Regions from separate parts of the Homo sapiens genome. Here region 2 is linked to region 1. The links are chromatin contacts, found by Hi-C or POLR2A ChIA-PET in ENCODE. All regions are on one chromosome and are shown on one strand. Each heading gives the region's core, a stretch centred on a gene start or an enhancer-like site at or near the end of the contact. The rest is flanking DNA. Distances are from core to core; before and after follow the strand shown. Region 1 has its middle 41 kb from the start of IGLL5. Region 2 has its middle 130 kb from the start of TOP3B.

Region 1 (3,308 bases), core at 538-3,037:
TGGCCCCTGGCCCCCATTGTAATGTCCAGCACTGCTTACCATAGTGCTAGGTGGCTGGGCTTGGCTTCCTCCCCCTCATTATTAGCCATTATGAAGAACGTCATTCAGTCATTTAGCAAACAGTTACTCTGAGCTTGGGCAACCAAAATTTGTTGTTTAAACTGGGATGTTCCTGGGAGTGGAAGGGGCACTATTAATAACTTCACGAGTCTCTCTGATAGATGTGGGTGGGGGTCCTGGAGGCAGCCCAGGCCTGGGTCTCTGGGCAGAGCCCACCATTACTGCTACAATGGGCCAGGCACGGCCAGGCCTGGGTCCCGAGCTGAGGCTGGGTACACATAGGCACCTGGGAAACTGCAGCTGATTGGTGGCCAGTGGTCTGGGGACCTGGATGGGGCTAAGGGTCACCAGGGGCTGGACACTGCTCTAGCATCCACCTCAGCTTCCAGAGTCAGTGGCACAAACTGGGAATGTCCTGGAAAATGCAGGATGCAGGTCATCCCCCTCCCCTCAGACCTTGCCCAGCCCACGTGTTTCCTGGGGAGACCACCCTTGTGAAATTACTGGCCAAACAGGGTCAGGTTTGATGTGGTCCCAAGTGACCAAGTGACAAAGACTGACCCTGATCCTGACCCTACTGCCCCTGCTGATGTCACTGTGTTGACATTTCCGTGGCCCATCTGCAATCCTCAAGATGACCATGTAGGAGAGCAGTTTCCCCAGATCACCCCAGAAAGAGGGAGTCCTCACGCTTGGGTTGTTACAAGAGGTACGGGTGCCTTTTGAGGTGTTTGCATAACTAAGCATTTTGGGAAAAGACCTAGTCTTCCCGGCCTCCGTTGATGCCAGCTAGGGATGCTTCTGAATCCCCGAGGGAACTGGAGCATCTCACGTGTGGCGCAGGGGATCCTGGGCAGATTTGGGGTCATTTTTCCTTCACGTCTCATTCAGCACAGGGAAGAGGACCAGTGTCAAGTCATGACACACGACTCTTTCAGGGCCGTAGAAGCTGGTCCTTAGGTCAGGGATGGAGCCCAGGGTGTGGGGTCAACATCAAGGACTCGTGTCCTGCAGGCGGGGTGGGTGGGGAATCCAGAACCTGGCCCTGGTGTGACAGAGACTCTGGAGAAGAGGATGACATGTCGGGAGGGAGGAGCAACATCCTCAGCATTGTGCTGTGTCATTAGCAGTGGGCATTGCGAGTGGATGGTGATTATTTCCTCTATGTCCCCAAAATTCGCATGTTCTAGTTGGCTGGAAACTTGATTTTGGACCTTTGTGTTGAGGAATGGGGGCTTGCCTGGGATCTGGTGGCCTCGTTATGGGGCATCTGAGCTGGTTTGCTTGTTCCCAGGTGAGTGTCGATGTCCCCCTTCTTGCCCCTGGATTCAGTGAATATGGGGGTTGAAGGGTAATGGTGCCTTTGTCCAGGCCTGGCTGGGGACACTCTCTTGGTGGCTTTGCAGGCCCCACAGGAGGCTGGGCCTGATGGGAGAGTCACCCACTCAGTTCATAGTAGCTCCCAGTCCTTTCCTCCCGCAGGGCCCTGAGCAGCCACCCCCCTCTCCTCCAGCAGGGCCCCTGCACCCCCTCCCAGGCTATTCTGGGCTCTGGCTTTGCTGTAGAGGAAGCCACAGGGCCCCTCCCTGATCTGACTCAGAACACCTCCCTCAGCCCAGGCTGCAGCTAAGCAGGGCCAGGGCCAGGACGAGTTCCTCTCACCCCATCCCCCACTGTGACACTCTTCCCTATACCTTGAGGGGTTCCCCCAGCACAGACCAACCCTCCTTCGGTGTCATGAGGCCATCACTCGTGAGGGGCTGGCCCCGGTCTGAGCTAGACACAGTGGCATGTGAAGACAGGCGTGGGCTAAGGCCCAACTCGGCTACTCCTGAACTGGGTGGAGCCTGGGCAGCGCTGGTGCATCCATCATGGTTCACGTCCCCTCTGTGAGGTGGGCAATGGCAGCTTTAGGCCTCAGGGTCACTGTGAGGGTCAGTGAGGGACTGTGATGTTCCCACTGTGGCCCAAGGATCACAGCTGGGGCTCTCTCAGATGGTTCTTTCAGTTAAATCTTTTCCTGAGTGTGGGGAGATGCTCCTGCTGCCCCAGACACTCCCTGGGCAGAGTGCCAACCTTGGAGACTTGACAGGGTGGGGGCAGTGGTGTCTCCATGTCGTTCTCCAAGCTTGTGAGCTCCTCTAGGGCAGGTGGTCCTGGGCTGCATACACCAGCCCCTGGCCCACAGCTGAGAGTTTGTTGAATGAATGAATGAGTGAGTCTGAACAAATGAATGGATGAATGAATGAATGAAAAGCCCTTAGGGCCGAGGAGTCATGAAAAGAGGCGGGCATGGGTCAGCCGGTAACCTACTGTGTGACCCTAGGTGGGTCATCACCCCTCCCATCGGAGCCTCAGTCCTCTCATCTGTGAAATGGGCACATGAACACCTGTCCTGGCTCTGCTTTGTAGACTCAGAGGGCACCCCCATGGCTGCCCTCCTGCCTGCCTCTTTCACCCACTGAGTCAACAGAGAATGAGGAGCCCAGGTCTGCCCATCCCACAGAGCCACAAGGGGGTTCATGCACTCAGCACCATCTCTTGGCCTTGCCCAGGCACGGCCTCAGGATGGAAGGGTGGCCTAGGTCAGGGGCCTGGGCAACCACTGTGCTGCCCTGAACACCTGCAGGACCTGGGCAGGCTCAGCCTCCTCTGCACGCCTTAGGGAAGGGGCTGGCTCTGGGTTGACCTTGGATCAGAGTCCCAGTGCCCACCATCTGTGCAGCCCTGGGCAGCTGTGGGACTCGGGCAGGCTGCTGGTCTCCGAATCTCCGTCTCCTCATCTGTAAGGTGTGCGGGACATGGACACGTGCCTCCTGGGGTGGTTTGGGATCCCATGACATAGAGAGGACAGACGCCAGTGCAGGGTTTCCCTGGAAGTGGCCCTGGGCCAGGTGGCAGGTGAGGTAGCATCTTCAGCAGAGCCGGGAGCAGTTCCACTGTCGAGCAGTGGCCATCGAGGGGCTCAGTGATACCCAGCCCAGCACCTGGCTGAACATCGGAGGACGTGAGGGGTGCAGCCCCTGCTTCCAGGCTCCCGTGGTGTCCCAGATCGGTGCTGGGCAGGGCGGCACCAGGAGAGCGTGGTCAGCAGCCCTGGGCAGCCATCAAGCCTGAGGCACCACTGGGCTGAGGGCTGGGGCCGGGGAAGGAGCAAGGAACCCTTTTACATTCCGGTAGTTCATGAATCACACAGTGAAAGAAAGAGTCACCAAGGGTGCTAGCTGCCGGTGGCCCTGATGGGGCAG
Region 2 (3,308 bases), core at 464-2,963, 820 kb after region 1:
CATGGGCCTGACAAAGTCGGTGGGGAGAGGCAGGTGCTGAGTGTCCTCTGCACACTGCGAAGTCACAAGCACAGTCATATTCCACTGTGGAAAAGACTGTTTGCCCAACATCCCTGGAACCACAAAGACCTGCATCCTCTGAACCTCAAGAGGAGTGAACAGTTCAGAGACAGGCTGGAATGAGCAGTTGTGAGGAAGGTGACCTCACTCACTCCTGGAGCTGGTCAGTGGAGCTGGGGTTGGGGCATGCTGGACCAACCAGCTGATCAGAAGTTCTCAGACCACACACATCTCTAAGTCAGGTCTAGGCCCTAGTTTGGACATGTGTATGGTTTGAATATCCCCTCCAAAACTCATGGTAGAATTTAATTATCATGGTAAAAGTAATTGGAGGCAGGACCTTTAAGAGGTGATTAGGTCATGAGGGTTCCACCATCATGAATGGATTAGTGCCCTTATCCTGGCAATGGGATAGATATCTCAAGAGTGGGCTCCTGATAAAAGGATAAAGTTCAACCCTATTTACTCATTTTCACACTCTTCTTTGCCCTTTTTCCCTGAGATAATGCAGCAGAAAGACCCTTGCCAAATTTCAGCATCTGCTTGTGGACTTCTAAGGCCACGGAAATCTCAACCAAATAAACTTTTAGTCTCAGTAAGTTACCCAACATATGATATTCTATTATATCAGAAGAAAATGGGGGAAATGGACTAGGACAGCACGTGTAGGTTATTCATCTCCTTCCTCTTCTGTAATCTTCCTGGAGGGAAACTTAGCTCTAAGAACTGACCTACTCCACTGTAGGCATCATAAGGGGAAAAGATATGAAAAATATATCAAATTAACATTTTAAGAAAAAAACACATTTTACATCTATATATCCTAGGAAAATTAGACACTGGCTGAAAAAGTAACAACAGGAATCAATCCCTGAGCCAGAGTTGGTCCCAGGCAGGACAGTGGTGATTGCACCAGGCAGAGAGAACACAGGGGAGGTCCTAGTCTCACTTCCCTGGGGTTCTGGAGCACTGTGGAAGTGCCATGGCTGCTGAGATATGTAGTAGCCTCATCCTCTGGCTGCAGCCCAGAGATGTGCAGAATTACTGCATTGGCTGAGGCATCTTTAGATTTAGAAAAGTGACCGGGGACCCTGGAGCCATGGTGCTTACTTGAGTCAGATTAGCAGACTGTTCTACACGTGCTGTCCTAGTCCATTTTCTCCATTTTCTTCTGATACAATAGAATACCATATATTGGGTAACTTACTGAGACTAAAAGTTTATTTGGTTGAGATTTCTGTGACCTTAGAAGTCCACAAGCAGATGCTGAAATCTGGCAAGGGTCTTTCTGCTGCATTATCTCAGGGAAAAAGGGCAAAGAAGAGTGTGAAAATGAGTAAATAGGGTTGAACTTTATCCTTTTATCAGGAGCCCACTCTTGAGATATCTATCCCACTGGAGATATATCATCTCTCAGGAGATACTAGAGAGCACTCCCTAGATGCTACTGGTAGCAGGATATGTGCTAGCCACCAGCAGTGAAGCCACAGCTCAGGGTAAATGTGAGCCTCAGAATTTCCCAGAGATGCAGAGAGGGAGGGTGGCTGAGTCAGAACAGGCCGAGGTGGGGGGAACCTGCAAACACAAATGCTCATGGGTGAGTAAGCAGGGATGAAATGTGAGAGTGGAACACGGGGCAAGAACTCAGACTGGGAGGCTTTCCCAGGAATCTGAGGCCTGTCCCTACCTGATAAGTGAGAGGGGAGCAGCAGGGAGGAGCAGGGGCCCCGGCCATGGTGGACACAGCCCTCCCGAGGTCCAGAGCTGGAGTGGCTGCCCTAGGCCTCTCTTATCCCCTCCACTGGCCTCACAGAGGAAGGGTTATGGATGCAAATGTGTCCCACCCACTGCCTGCCCCCACCCCACTCTATGCATTTATTCAAGACCTGGGGACTGGTGGATGAGAGAGTCTGGCAGGACCTGGGAGGAAGTGGGTGCTGGAACCACACCCAGAGAAGATGCAGCAGCTGAGTCGGCTTCAGTGAGTGCAGGCTCCACTGCCCAGCCCTGGGGAGTTTAGGGGTTGGCACAGCTATGAATAGCCACTGTGCAGACCGTGAGACAGACCCACAGTGCCCCTGCTGCTCACTGGCCAGACTGCAGTCTCAGTGGGAATCATGTGAGTGCAGTCATCTAAGGGCCTGGTCCAAACCATCCATGAGCCATGCCCCTGCTCTGTCCTGAGCTACTGGTATTAATAAACAGCCTTTTCATTGAGGGCTCCTGGATTACTAGAAGAAGGACATATGGGAAATATAACAATGGCCTAATGTGACGAGGCTACAGTGAGGGGAGAATGCAGACAGCTTCTGGAGCAAAGACCCGGGCAGCTCCTTCCACAGGGATCCACCTCTACTCACAGAATAGGAAGGAAAAACTTAACATCAGTTAGAAATACATAAACGAAGGCCTCAATTGTTTGTTCCTGTGATGATTCATTGGATGCGTTCATCCATGAATGCATACTCAAGCAACTACCCTTCAGGCTTGGGTTCCTGGTGTCACTGGATTGATTTTGTTAATCATGGTTTTCACGTATTTGTATGTATACTCTTTTTTCTCCATGTCATTCACTCAGTTAATAAGAGAGTTGTATTAATATCTGTGTATATGATTATGGATTGATTATTTCTCTTTTTAATTCTGCTAAAAGAGACAGTTTTGCTTCAAATACTTTAAAGCTATTTTATTAGGTGCATACAATTTACAGTTGTTATGTGTTGTCATTGAACACCTTATTTCACCAGTATAAAATGCCTCCCTTTTCTTGGAAAAAAATGTTTTTCATAAAAGCTTTCATACTAATACTAACTTTAGAGTAGGCAGATAGCTAGACAGAAGCAGGAGGGGCAGCCCCTGAGAAAAGGGAGTTCTGGAAAATCTCACACCCCAGAGACCACCCAAAGCACACATGCTAGATACGAACAGAGATTAGGGTAAATACCTATGCCAGAACAAAGCCCCTTAAGACACCCAGTATTCACTCACTCTGAAGTTAACCTGTCAGAATGTAGCTAGCTGCATGCTGATAATAGGGGTGAGAGCAAAGGAGAAATTTCTAAGAGAGATGCAGGTACAGTAAGTATAGATTTGACCACCATACAACCTTCCTGGGGTGGCAGTAATGAGCAATGCAGCCATTAGGTAGAATTCCTATCAAACACTGGGCCCATGTGTGTGTTAAGGGAGGGTCCCACAGCCTGGGCTGGAAACTATGTGGGGAAAAGGCAGGGACTTAAGGCTGAAGC

Evidence for each region. Hi-C counts contacts between places; a loop is a spot of excess contacts on that map. ChIA-PET counts read pairs that join two places held with the same protein, here RNA polymerase II (POLR2A). Pooled maps may share reads with other maps.
Region 2: a loop to region 1 is called in a pooled map, with 6 times the contacts of the local background. The contact joins two enhancer-like sites. A Hi-C loop is called at or near these places in 2 of 50 pooled maps. POLR2A ChIA-PET finds 5 or more read pairs at or near these places in 2 of 52 experiments (GM12878 and activated B cell).

The regions. Positions count from the first base shown.
Region 1 is chr22:22,927,295-22,930,602 of GRCh38, reverse strand. No RefSeq gene overlaps it. Among named protein-coding and RNA genes, the nearest start is that of IGLL5, 41 kb to the right of the region's middle. RefSeq lists enhancers at 1,259-1,318, 1,569-1,698, 2,049-2,098. Within about 2 kb of position 1,787, at least 7 of the 41 ENCODE cell types and tissues checked have a DNase peak (open chromatin) inside an H3K27ac peak, as active enhancers do; they include GM12878, where a contact is called at or near this core.
Region 2 is chr22:22,109,901-22,113,208 of GRCh38, reverse strand. It overlaps IGL. Among named protein-coding and RNA genes, the nearest start is that of TOP3B, 130 kb to the right of the region's middle. RefSeq lists a silencer at 1,477-1,546 and an enhancer at 1,867-1,946. Within about 2 kb of position 1,713, at least 9 of the 41 ENCODE cell types and tissues checked have a DNase peak (open chromatin) inside an H3K27ac peak, as active enhancers do; they include GM12878, where a contact is called at or near this core.